2 separate regions of the Homo sapiens genome follow, and region 1 is linked to region 2. The links are chromatin contacts, found by Hi-C or POLR2A ChIA-PET in ENCODE. All regions are on one chromosome and are shown on one strand. Each heading gives the region's core, a stretch centred on a gene start or an enhancer-like site at or near the end of the contact. The rest is flanking DNA. Distances are from core to core; before and after follow the strand shown.

The links. Hi-C counts contacts between places; a loop is a spot of excess contacts on that map. ChIA-PET counts read pairs that join two places held with the same protein, here RNA polymerase II (POLR2A). Pooled maps may share reads with other maps.
Region 1: a map of HepG2 shows a loop between it and region 2 (9-fold over the local background). The contact joins two enhancer-like sites. A Hi-C loop is called at or near these places in 4 of 168 maps with a recorded cell type or tissue (CD8-positive, alpha-beta T cell, HepG2 and naive thymus-derived CD4-positive, alpha-beta T cell) and 7 of 50 pooled maps. POLR2A ChIA-PET finds 5 or more read pairs at or near these places in 1 of 52 experiments (Panc1).

The regions. Positions count from the first base shown.
Region 1 is chr2:238,556,350-238,562,232 of GRCh38, forward strand. No RefSeq gene overlaps it. Among named protein-coding and RNA genes, the nearest start is that of LINC01107, 3.8 kb to the left of the region's middle. RefSeq lists an enhancer at 1-118. Within about 2 kb of position 2,687, at least 3 of the 41 ENCODE cell types and tissues checked have a DNase peak (open chromatin) inside an H3K27ac peak, as active enhancers do.
Region 2 is chr2:238,365,478-238,371,590 of GRCh38, forward strand. The region is part of intron 15 of TRAF3IP1 (TRAF3 interacting protein 1); the gene reads left to right. Among named protein-coding and RNA genes, the nearest start is that of TRAF3IP1, 48 kb to the left of the region's middle. RefSeq lists a silencer at 1,951-2,154. Within about 2 kb of position 4,182, at least 3 of the 41 ENCODE cell types and tissues checked have a DNase peak (open chromatin) inside an H3K27ac peak, as active enhancers do.

The sequences.
Region 1 (5,883 bases), core at 1,437-3,936, 190 kb after region 2:
ATCCTCGCCACGCTCTGTGTTGCAGGAGGCTGACTGCATGGGCCAGACCCCAGCGGCTTCTCTGCTCTTTGGCTTCTGGTCAGGTTGGCAGCCAGGGAGAGAGAGTAGAAGGGGGCAGGAGCTGGGCAAGGCCGCCTGGCTCCCACCCTGTCTGTTGCTGTCATTTGCCTTCTACTTCTGCCTACACTCAAACGTCTCAACTTCTGCCCTTCTGCTGATCTCTCGGCTCCTCTCGGCCTGTGTGACAGACTTGGAGATGTGCCACCCAGATGCCCCTTCCAGGAAGGACTTGCTCCCAGCTTTGGGGAGTGGTCAGAACATGGCTTCCACCTGTTAGCTCTTCAGGATCTTCCCAGTGATGAGCCCCAACCGGCCTGGGCCAAGTTTTTCATGCCCAGCTAACACCCGGAGACTGGGAGAGGGTCTTGGGAGACCCGAGGTGGGATGCTGGATGGGTACTGTGCACTTGGGAGCTTCCAGACAGGCCTGTACCACAGTTGAACGTCTCCCTCCACCCGCTTCTCCCTCCTGTCCAGGTGCTGGACCCTCATAAACATCTTGTATCCTGACTTTGTCTCAACTCCTGCTTCTGAAAAACCCAACCCATGACAGGCGGGTCTCTCTCCAGCTCCCAACCCACGACAGGCGGGTCTCTCTCCAGCTGCCATTAGCTACTCCGGCAGCCCCTTGCCTTTCAGGACTGGGGTGGTAACTCCCAGCTGTCACCAGCCCCAAGATACTGTGGAGGGTCATCTCAGCGATTCCCAGCACAGGCTGCTGGCTGACAGTGGCACAGTTCAGGTCGTCCATTAGCTTTCTCTGCACACCACGATCCTGAGACAAGCTTGGCTCGGGGGTCCCACAGAACTGGACAGCCTGTTGGAAACGGGCTCCCGGGGATCGTACACTCACTCCCTAATGTTGGTCTGTGGGGTCGGAGGGGGCAGCAAAATGGTGGATGGGAGGAGACCTCAAATGAATGCGTGCTTCACAGAAGAAGTCTCCACGATGTTTTGTTTAACTACTGCGTTCTGAGCAGTCACCCTGCTGGAAGAGAAGACCCTCGCTCCGGGCCCCACAGCTTCCCCACAGAGCTGGGATATTGGAATAGTGTAAATGACCTTCCTTTCCCCAAAATGCCCCCAGAAGGCCCTTGCCCTCCGCCTTGTCTCACTTGTGTCAGAGGGCCTGCTGTCAGCAGGGCTGCCTCCCAGGGTCTGTCCCAGCACAGGGCGCCCTTTAGGTTGTGTGTTTCACACTGCAACAGGCAGGGCCTTGCAGGCAACAGAGGAGCTTGCAGATGGGGTAATTTGGGAGCACTGTGCCTGGGTGTCTCTGGGTCAGGCAGGAAAGTGGTCAATGGCAGGGAGGCCCCACGAGGACAGTCAGGCTGGGGGCATGGGAAAGGCCCCCGCCGAAGGGGCAGACTGGCCTGGGCTGTGGGGATGTGAAGGAAGGAATGAGGCTGGAAGAAGAGGGCTAGGGTCTCTAGCTCATCTTGGTTTGACTGGGACTTCATTGGTTTTAAAAGGGAAAGTCCTGCATTCAGGGAAACAGTCCCCTCTCCACCCTGAGGTCCAGGCAAATGGGAGGGAATTGGTCACTCTGAAGCGGGGCTGGGTCTAGTGTGGTTGGAGTCGGGGAGATCCTAGGGGAGTGGCTCCGTGGGGCTGGGTGTGTGTGGGGTGCGGTCAGGGGCTGAGCTGTACTCCCAAGGAGGTCAGGCTGGAAGGGCAAGTCAGGGTGGGGTCCCCGAGGGCCTACTGATGGACCCCGACTTCATTATACATCGATTAAATAGGGCTGGGCGTTGCCCTGTCCAGCTTGGCGCAGAGTTCACACTAAGCTGTTCACATTGGGAGCAGCCAGTTGCTTGCATTGCATTCCTTAACTGGTCCAGCCTTGTGCAGACTGGCCTGCTGGAGTGGGCTCTGCCTTGAGGTGTAGGAACCGAGTGCAGACCCCAGCTCAGCCCCAACTGCCCGTGAGAATTGGGGGCCGTGCCTTGCCTGTCTGCCCCTTGATTTTCTCCTTGTAGAATGGGTGCTGGATTTTGCTGTCCAAGGCCCTGCCCAGAACAGCACTTCCTGACTCTTGCACTGGGTCTTTCTCTGGCCCAGCTGAGGTCCCTGAGCCCACACCTGCCGCCTGCAGAGCTCCATCGCCTTGGCGGCTACCAGGGCTCCAATCTGGCGCTCGGCCCTTCCTCCCCTGGCCTCCCTCTTTGTGTCCAGGAACTGGCTTCCCTTACCTCGCCTCTAGTCCTGGCCTCCCTCAGGGAGTGAGGGTCTTCTGGGCCCCTCCAGGGCTCCAGGGCTGGTGTCCTGCCCCTGCACCCCACTCCCCAGGCAGTCACCCGGTGCCCTGTGGGTTTCCGTTACCCTCCCATGGCCGGTCCTCCAGGGAAGCCCATCCCACCTCCGGCTGAGCCAACCTCGTTTTCTCAAGAGCTATTAACACACAACGGAAAAAGTGTTGTGGATGATGGAAATGAGGTGAAGTGAATTCAAGAGCCCGCTTTTAGAGGCTGTACTTTCAGAGGTCAACTCAAGTGTTTCTCTCATCTGCTTTTCAAAGTTAGAACAGAAGGTATTTAAATAATCTTGGATTTCATCCCTCAACTGAGGCTCTCTTGTGGGGCTGGCGCCTGAGTGCCAGGTTCGGCCGGCTCTGCTGCCCTCTGTCCTGGGCCCATCCAAGCATAGCTGGCAGCGATCCGGACAGAGGGGGGTGCCCACCGTGGAGAAGGTTCAGAGCCCATGACTTCAGCCCCTCCCCACCCACAGATGCAGGAGACTGAGGCACAAAGAGGAGGTGCCTCACTAGGGCCGGCTTGGGTTTATAGTGTGCCCTCGGAAAGCTCTGGAAGAATGGAGTCTACGTTTCGGCTCAAGCTGCAGCCAGAAGCAGCCATGGGAACCCAGCACCCAGCCAGACCCGAGCCTCCTGGGCCGCTGAAAAACAAACCAGACCAGAGCCCCCAAGACGGGACCCGTGTCAGCAGAGCTATGGGGAGAATTGCACGGCGCGTGCCTTCTGCTGCTTAAATCCATCCCGCTAAGTGCTGGGGGCTTTATGCGCTATGGGACTCTCAGTCCGGGGAAAGGCCTTTTAATAAGTTATTATTAAAACCATTTGCCTTTTCACTGTTTGCATATATAATTCTTGAAATATCTCCTTCCTAATGAGCCCGGATATTGATATTCAACAGAGTTCTCTCCCCTTCGAGGCCCATCATCCCTGTCATAAAGCTGCCCTGGCGAGGGCCCACCTGGGAGGGGAGAGGGGTTTACAATCCCCCCGCCAAGCTTGAGGGGCAGGAGCTGTAACGTGTCCACGGGAAGCTGCAGGGTGAGTTCCTGGAGTGGCCTGGCTTTTCTCAGCACATAGAGGGGGCTCCACAGCAGTGGGGGAGAGAAGCAAAAGGTGCTGAGCTTCTCCAGCACTTGCCTCCTGCGGCGGGGGTGGCCAATGGCCGCAGGAGTCCTCAGGTGTCTTCAGACTGTGAGGAGTCAGGCCAGCGGTCCCTGCAAGCCTGGTGCAGCCTGGCAGCCAGCGCCTTAGCCCTCAGCCCTCAGCCCACAGCTCTCTTGCATAGGCGCTCTCAGGCCTGGGTGTGCTGTTTATGGGGCCCAGGGTGAAATGGAATTGGAGGCCCCCAGTTCAGAAGGCCTTCAGACTTCCAAGGCAGCGATGGCCAGGCCTTGAACAGAGCGTGGGGTCCCTGTGGGCTCAGCCGGGCCCTATGAGTCTGCCCAGGCCTCACACCTGTGGAGCTGGCCCTGGGGGCCATCGTCCTCCTCTTCCTCCCCTTTGGCCATTTTTTAGGTTCAGAAACAGATGGATGGAGAGGTCACAGTCCTCTCCACAGTCCTCACCAAGCAGGTCCAGTCCCTGCTTGGCCTGGACCAAGACTAAGACCAGAGTGGCCTCTGGGCCTGTGGGTTGTTGTCTGGACACCCAGCATGGGAGGGACTGGGAGGACGCCCGGCCAGTGAGGGAAGGCCCGAGGTCCTGGGCCTGCACTGCCACCTCCAGGAGACACCAGGATGGCTGGGGCCGCCTCCTTTCTCCCACCCTCCCTCTCCCAGCACACAACACTGGCCATTCACATTTCAGCTGCCAGAGGGCAGGAGGCCCGAGTGTGCCAGTCATCAGTACTTACAGCTCCTTCCTCGTGCGGGACACTGCTGGGGTTGGGGCGTGGCAGGCGGTGAGGTGGAGGGTCCCAGCTCCTGAGCTCCAGCCTTCGAGGGAGACAGACTCATGAATCACCACCGTGCAAGTGCTGGGAATATTCCTGGGACAGGGAGCACACATGGAGGCCTCTCCACGCCCAAGGAAGGGAAGGGACAGCACTGGAGGCACCAAACGGACAAGAGTTCGGTGCAGCTCAGAAACTGAAACAGGTCAGAGGGGCAGGGCTGGGCCAGGAGGGCACTCAGGGTTTGGAGAAAGGAGGTTGGAAGGGCTGGTAGGGACAGACCCGGACAGTGTGGTAGGAACGTTTCATTCAAGTGCAACCGAGAAATGGTGTCGTGATCCGAGATGTGTTTTCAGGGGCTCCTGCTGGCTGCAGTGCATGCGATGGATGGAGTGGCAGAATGGGAGCCAGAGGACCCGAGAGGAGACCTGTGCATGGGTCTAGGCCTCCCGAGGACCGAACGAGTCCTCAGACAGCACCAGGGAATGGACCCTGGTCTGGGCCAGCCTCTCCTTCCAGGATGAAGAAATGAGGAAAATCCAACAGTGGAACTCATACAACTTTGAAGACCAGGAGGAAAAGAACTGTTTCCCTGAAAATGCAAGGCGGCTTTGTCTACTTAGCTTCTCCATTAGCTTGAATTCAACCTGAAGGGTCTTTGCATTTTGATTTTAATAGCAGTTGCAGCTTCCTAAAGAGGCCAGGATCTTAACACGCCCCTCAGCAGTGTATTAGAGACCTTTCTCCATCTCCCTGCCAGCAAAGTGTGTTACAGTTTTCGTTAAAATTCTTTATGTGGCCTGATGGGTGTAATGATGTCTCTGTTGTGCAAATATGCCCTTCCCTGGCTGCTCGTGACTTCAGGCATCTTTTCAGGTTTGCTGGATTTATTTGCTCTGACTCACTTCTGCCCATTCGTATCTCTTGCCCACTTTATTGCTGGTTGTCTGGCTTTTTCCTGTGGGTTCATAAACGCTTACTGTATATTTGAGGCATTAACACCTTATTGGTCATCTGCGTTAAAAATATTTTTTGTCAGCTACTTGGGAGGCTGAGGCAGGAGAATTGCTTGAACCCGGAAGGTGGAGGTTGCAGTCAGCCGAGATCACGCCATTGCACTCCAGCCTGGTGACAGAGCAAGACTCCGTCTCTCTCTCTCTCTCTCTCTCTCTCTCTCTGTCTCTCTCTCTCTCTCTCTCTCTCTCTATATATATATATATATATATATACACACGTACATGTACATATATATACGTATATATATGTTTCTTTTTTGTGATCTCTTTTGCCATAGACATATTTTGAGTTTGCTAAAGTAAACTTTAAAAATCAAAGCATATACAAATACAGATGAGTACACGCTTTAGAAGTGTATACTGTGATGAATTTTGACTGACTGAGCACACCCATGTGATCTCCAGCAAATCAAGATTTAGAAAGAACGCGATTGCCCCCTCCCGCCCTTCACAGCGATCAGCCCCTGGAGGTGAACCCTGTCCTGAACTCCTGGCTCCAAAGATTAGCTTTGAGCTTTACCTAGATGAATTCACACTGGCTGTACTCTTTCCTGATTATGAAAATAACATGGTCATTTACACAATTTAGAAAACATAGCAATGTATAAAGAAGAAAGCATTTGTGTGGTTTAATATACTTTCTACATTCATCATCCATTTCTA
Region 2 (6,113 bases), core at 2,932-5,431:
TAGCGAGACACCATCTCTACAAAAATTAAAAACAATCAGACATGGTGGTGCATACCTGTGTTTCCAGCCACTCGGGAGGCTGAGGCAGAAGGATGGCTTGAGCCCACAAGTTTGAGGCCGCAGTGAGCCAAGCTCGCGCCACTGCACTCCAGACTGGGTGATAGTGTGAGACCTGTCTCAAAAAAATAAAATAAAAATAAAAATAAATAAATAAATAAAAATAAAAAGAGACATACTCTGTTGGTAAGACTTTAATAGTTAAATTGGGAACTACTGAAATTGATTCTAATCATGAAGGGTTATATGGTGGGGTTTTTTGTTTGTTTCTTAGAGGTTTTGTTTTTGTTTTTAAAGAAATAAGGTGATAGTTTTATGTTCCCAAGTAAAATCTCTGAATGCAGTATCTTACAATATGCAGGCTGGAGATTTTAAGTTTTGGATATAAAATTTGTTACCACCCCATTATCTTATAAAAAATCAGACACCGGCTGGGCGCAGTGGCTCACGCCTGTAATCCTAGCACTTTGGGAGGCCGAGGCGGGCAGATCACAAGGTCAGGAGATCGAGACCATCCTGGCTAATATGGTGAAATCCCATCTCTACCAGAAATACAAAGGGGTGGCAGGCGCCTGTAGTCCCAGCTACTCGGGAGGCTGAGGCAGGAGAATGGCGTGAACCTGGGAGGCGGAGCTTGCAGTGAGCAGAGATCGCGCGCGCCACTGCACTCCAGCCTGGGCGACAAAGCAAGACTCCATCTCAAAAAAAGAAAAATCAGGCACCAGCTATATCATTTAAAATATTTATAAACATATGCCATGGGTGTATTATAGACCACAAAAATGATTTGGAAGCCATTAAAATATTACATGTATATGAACTTTATAAAGATAATTAGGAGGAGATAGGCCTTTTCTCTATAGACAAATAAAGTTCATGATAAGGATAAAATATGAGTTCTTTACCTGAAAAAAAAATAGATACACATATAAATGACTTAAGAAAACTGTATTATAAAAATGTGTTTAGCTGTATTGTCACAAACATTTCCAAATTGATATGCCCATTATCTTCTGGTTCATGATTACTCAGTGAATGATAATATAATCAATAAAGATTTTATTTTTACTGAAAATGTCACTGAAATTCATATTATGTCCTCGGTTTTTTAGATTTTAGTCAGTTGTGGCCTGATAGGTTATTTCTGGTCTTAATTTCACCAGTACCCTTTTCTGTGCTTTGCATAAAAAAAAATCTTTATTTTTGATTGGTTTTGACAGCCTGCCTTGGATGTCAATTCAGTTTCTAAGTAGTGTAGACCCTGGTGTTTAAATATACTCACTGTGACACATTAATGGATATATGAGGGAATGATGTTGTGTTAGCCCCAGGATGAAAATTAGTGGAGGCTGGGTGTGGTGGCTCACACCTGTAATCCCAGCCCTTTGGGAGGCCGAGGCGGGCAGATCACGAAGTCGGGAGATTGAGACCATCCTGGCTAACAAGGTGAAACCCCATCTCTACTAAATATACACAAAAATTAGCCGGGCGTGGTGGCACGTGCCTGTAATCCCAGCTACTCAGGAGGCTGAGGCAGGAGAATCGCTTGAACCTGGGAGGCAGAAGTTGCAGTGAGCCGAGATCGCACCACTGCACTCCAGCCTGGGTGACAAAGCAAGACTCTGTCTCAAAAAAAAAAAAAAAAAAAAAAAAAAGAAAATTAGTGGATAAGGATTAGAATTAAATAGAATTTAGTCACATTGACTACTAAACAATGCCCCAGCTCAGTGGAGAGAAGTGTAGGAGGTATCTGGAGAGCAGTAAGTAGAGAAATCAAAGGGGATGTGGCACAAGTTTCAGAAGCCTCAGCGCCCTGCAACAGAAGACTGAAGATGTGGATCTCACTAGTTTGAAGAGGTGTGAAGACTTCAGAAGCTACCCAGTGAGACATCATGAAATTGTTAAAATCTGTTAGTCATTAGGCCTTGAAAGGAATGGTTTAGAAACGACCTAGCTGAGCGAGTGGGCTTGGGCCTTTGGTGCACGCTCAGCATGGGCTGGGGTCCCCTTAGCATGTGGTGGTGGCTGTGACAGCTCTTGCTCCTCGTGGGACTGAGCTTTCTCAGAGAGACTGTGGGACACGGGAGAGACCGCGGTGGGACCGAGAGCCTGCGCCACCGAGCCCTCTCTGTGCAGGGCTTCCCACGCATGGCCTCCTGCACCTGCACCACAACTCACTGCTGAGGAAATTGAGGCTTAGGAGAGTCTCAGTCCCTTGCCCAAGGCCTTGCACTCCAGAGCCTGGATCCAAACTCTTATCTAGCCCCAAAGTACAGGTTCTGACCACAGGAGGGAGCAGCACCGCGGCTCCAGCATGCCCCAGGCCCGGAGCCTGTGCCTCCCTGTCTCAGTGCGGGGTGGGCGCGTTGAGCTGCTTTTTTTGGAGCAACTTATTTCGAGAATTATTTTAATCCTTAAATTCCATATTTCTTCAGCTTCCCTTTGAAAAAAAAAAGGGAAATTTGTGTTTTTAAAAAGTGTTAGTTAGTATTTTTGTCCTTTCCAAAACATATTCACTTGTGCTTACTGTTGTGAGACACACATGTATTTTTCTAGTTCCCATCTATTATTCCTTGCTGTCTGTTTCTGACCTGAAAAGCAGCTTCCAGTGAAGAGCTATCACTAGAGGAACAGGACTTGGCTGAATGAATTAGGTTTTATTGAGTTTTTAATTTAATGTGGGTAAAGCAGGCTCAGGAGGGCTGAAATGGACGAAACAATGGCACAACTTTATTACTTTTCTCCAGGGTATGGATTATAGGGGATATTTTAGAGTAAAGAAACACTAAGATTCTTGGCATTAAAATGCTTCGATTTCCTATTTATAGCAGTGATGCATATATAATTTTTCATATTGGACTGTTATTAAGGTTTTTCTGATTGAAATCTCCGTACGGTTTCTTCTGGCCAGTAGACTTCCTCCATCCCCAGATGTGACCCCTTTTAAACTAATAAAGCCTCTTGATAATACTTACAATACTTGTCACAGAGGGCAGGACTGACATTCACTTAGTGAAGGGCTTGTATTATACCAGGCTTTGCTCTATGTAAGTTTTATATTTTCAGGAATATTCTTAAATCCCTTAAAGAAAAAAAATGAAAATAAAGTAGAAATACATTTATTTTAGATATTGTTATTAATAATTTTTTTTTGAGACGGAGTTTCACTCTTGTTGCCCAGGCTGGAGTGCAATGGCGTGATCTCGGCTCACTGCACCCTCTGCCTCCCAGGTTCAAGTGATTTTCCTGCCTCAGCCTTCCTAGTAGCTGAGATTACAGGCGCCTGCCACCATGTCCAGCTAATTTTTTTTTATTTTTAGTAGAGACAGAGTTTCACCATGTTGGCCAGGTTGGTCTTGAACTCCTGACCTCAGGCGATCCACCCGCCTCGGCCTCCCAAAGTGCTGGGATTACAAGCGTGAGCCACTGCGCCTGGCCATTGATAAATACTTTGTAAATAAAATACACTGTGTCTATACTCTTACATGATGCACCATGTTAGTTTTTAAAACTTGGGAGTAATTTCTGTATATTAGTATTTTGGGTTCTGACTGGGTTTCTAGGTAGCTTAACAAAGCTTTTATTGTACTACAATAAAAGTACTTTGTACAAGTAGAGTTCATTTACAGTAAAAAATGATAGAAAATAATGCTGTTATTTTAATAGTAATAACCAAGCAATTAAAGTAAATATATATTTTTAACAATTTTGAAATTAGCTTTCTAAGAAAAGCGGGTTTAGAAGCAGGCAAAGCATTCACTTGTGAAAGACACTTTTGGGAACTTCAGAGCCTTCAGAGATTAATGGTAGTGATATTAAAAGTGGAGCGCGTTCCACTGTCTTCCATGCGGGAGCTTTCTGGCTCTGCTGCTTTTTGTTGCAGAAGCATCCAGTCCAGAATGAGTTAGGTGTTTTGTAAGTTTCTTTCAGTCTCAAACAGTCTGTGCTCTTCCCTTGATTTGGCCTTGACAGTTTTGAACAGTACAGCTATTTTCCTGACTGGCCCCCGGTTTGGGTTTGTGTGGTGTTTCCTTGTGATTAGAGTCAGACTTTGCATCCTGGGCCGAAACCTTCCAGAAACGAGGCTGTGCTGCCTTTGCTGCGTCTTGCTGAGTGGTTCAAGGTTTCAGATTGTTCCTGACTGCAGACGCTCTCCGTGGCCTCTCGATGTGGATGCTGTCTGCCAGCTTCTCTGCAGTCAAGCCGCTCCTTTTCTCTTTGTAATTACTAGCATTTTGGAGGAAGTACTTTGTACAATCGAAGTACCCTGTGCTTCACTAAGTTTAATCATTTGTTTGTATCATTATGGGCTTGTGCCTTCCACTTGGACTCTGTGGGCTGTAATCTCTTACTGCCATGATTTTCATGCGCAGATGGCCTCAGATTTGGCTCTGGAGAGCTCCTTCAAGCTGGCTTTGTGTCCTTTCAGCCTGCGCCCAGCATTCTTTGAGCTGTTCCTTGCTTTCTGGCTCATCCTGTTCTTTCCCTGCTCCAGCCCCAGAATCAGCCATTTCCCCAGGAGACCTGGGTCCTTTGATTGGAGAATGGAGTGTTTGCCACTTTTGGAGGTTCAGCTCTCAGGTCATCTCAGTGAACAGAGCTAGAGGGGGAAAATGTATGTGTCTGTGTTTGTTATATATGCGTGTGTGCATGTCTGTATGTATGTGTGTATATATGTGAACGTGTATGTGTGTCTGTAAGTGTGCATGTGTATATATGTGTGTGCATGTCTATGTGAATGTCTGTGTCTGTGTGTGCATGTGTGTATGTTTATGTCTGTATTGTGCATGTCTGTGTATGCGTATGTGTGCGTGTCTGAGTGTATACATGTATACGTGTGCATGTCTGCATGCATGTGTACATGTGTATATATGCATGGCTATGTCTGTGATATATGTGTATGTGCATGTCTGTGTATGTGTGTGTACATGTGTGTGTGCAAATGTCTGTGCCCTCCCTACCTGGTCTCCCTGGCCGTGTGGGTGCCCTCTCCCTCCTGTGCTGGGCTCCTGCCTCCATTCTCCCTACCCCGGGCTCTCCCACCCCCAGCCTAGTGTACATGCTTCCCTGGCATTGCCCACTTCATGGCTTCAGGACCAAATGGCTCAGGAGGGAAGATCAGTTACTGACTTTCCCCTGGAATGGGCATCTCATAAGGTGAAGACCAGTGCCTCTCATCTCCCTCTCGTGGCTAGCATAGCAGTGGACGTTAAGTGCATGTCATCAACTGTTGAAGAGATGAATTTCATCGCCAGTTGAACAGAAGTTAGAAGAGAAAGGGGGAAGTGGAAGGGAATGAATGATAAAATGTGGGGAAGCACTTGCCAGAGGTGAAAAACGAAGCTATGTGCATTTAGGGGAATTACGGACATTTTTCATGCTGTAGCCTCTGGTGAGCCCCATGCTAACACCAGGGGGTGCTTTAAGCCCATCACGAGGCCTCTGAGTGCTAGGGAGCGGGCATAGTTCTCTTGTAATGTGGTTTTCTGCCACAATTTGGACATTTGTCGTTTGGACAGTAATATAGATTTCTGAGTAAAATGTGATAAGAACGAAGTTTACTAGCTTTCTGATCTCAGTTAATGCGACATTGAAAGTCTGTTTTTTAGAGGTGCTTTGTACTTTTCGTAAAGAGCGTGAAGCTTGACCTTCTATGAGTCTGCACTTGAAAAGGGCTTTCATGTGCCAGGTAAAAAGGAAACTCACAATATTGGCAGTATTGTTGAGATCAGGTGTTTTTTTCGGTTTGTTTTTGTTTTTTTTGGTGGGGGGAACAACCAAAAACAATCCTACAAGTATATTGTACATCAAGAAAAAATAGGTTCTTTTGAAAAGAACCAAAGTCAGATTTGCTGTAGACTTCTCTGTGGCCCTAAATGCCAGAAGAAAAAGGAACAGTTGCTTCAACATTTGGAGAGAAAGAAACTGACCCAAGATTCTTACTATTTAGCTAGATTGTCATTTCATACATAAAAACAGTGGAAGACACATCCAGATAATGCAAGAGCTCAAAAAAAGATTGTTCTTATATTCTTCCAAACCTAAGCCTAAGGAAA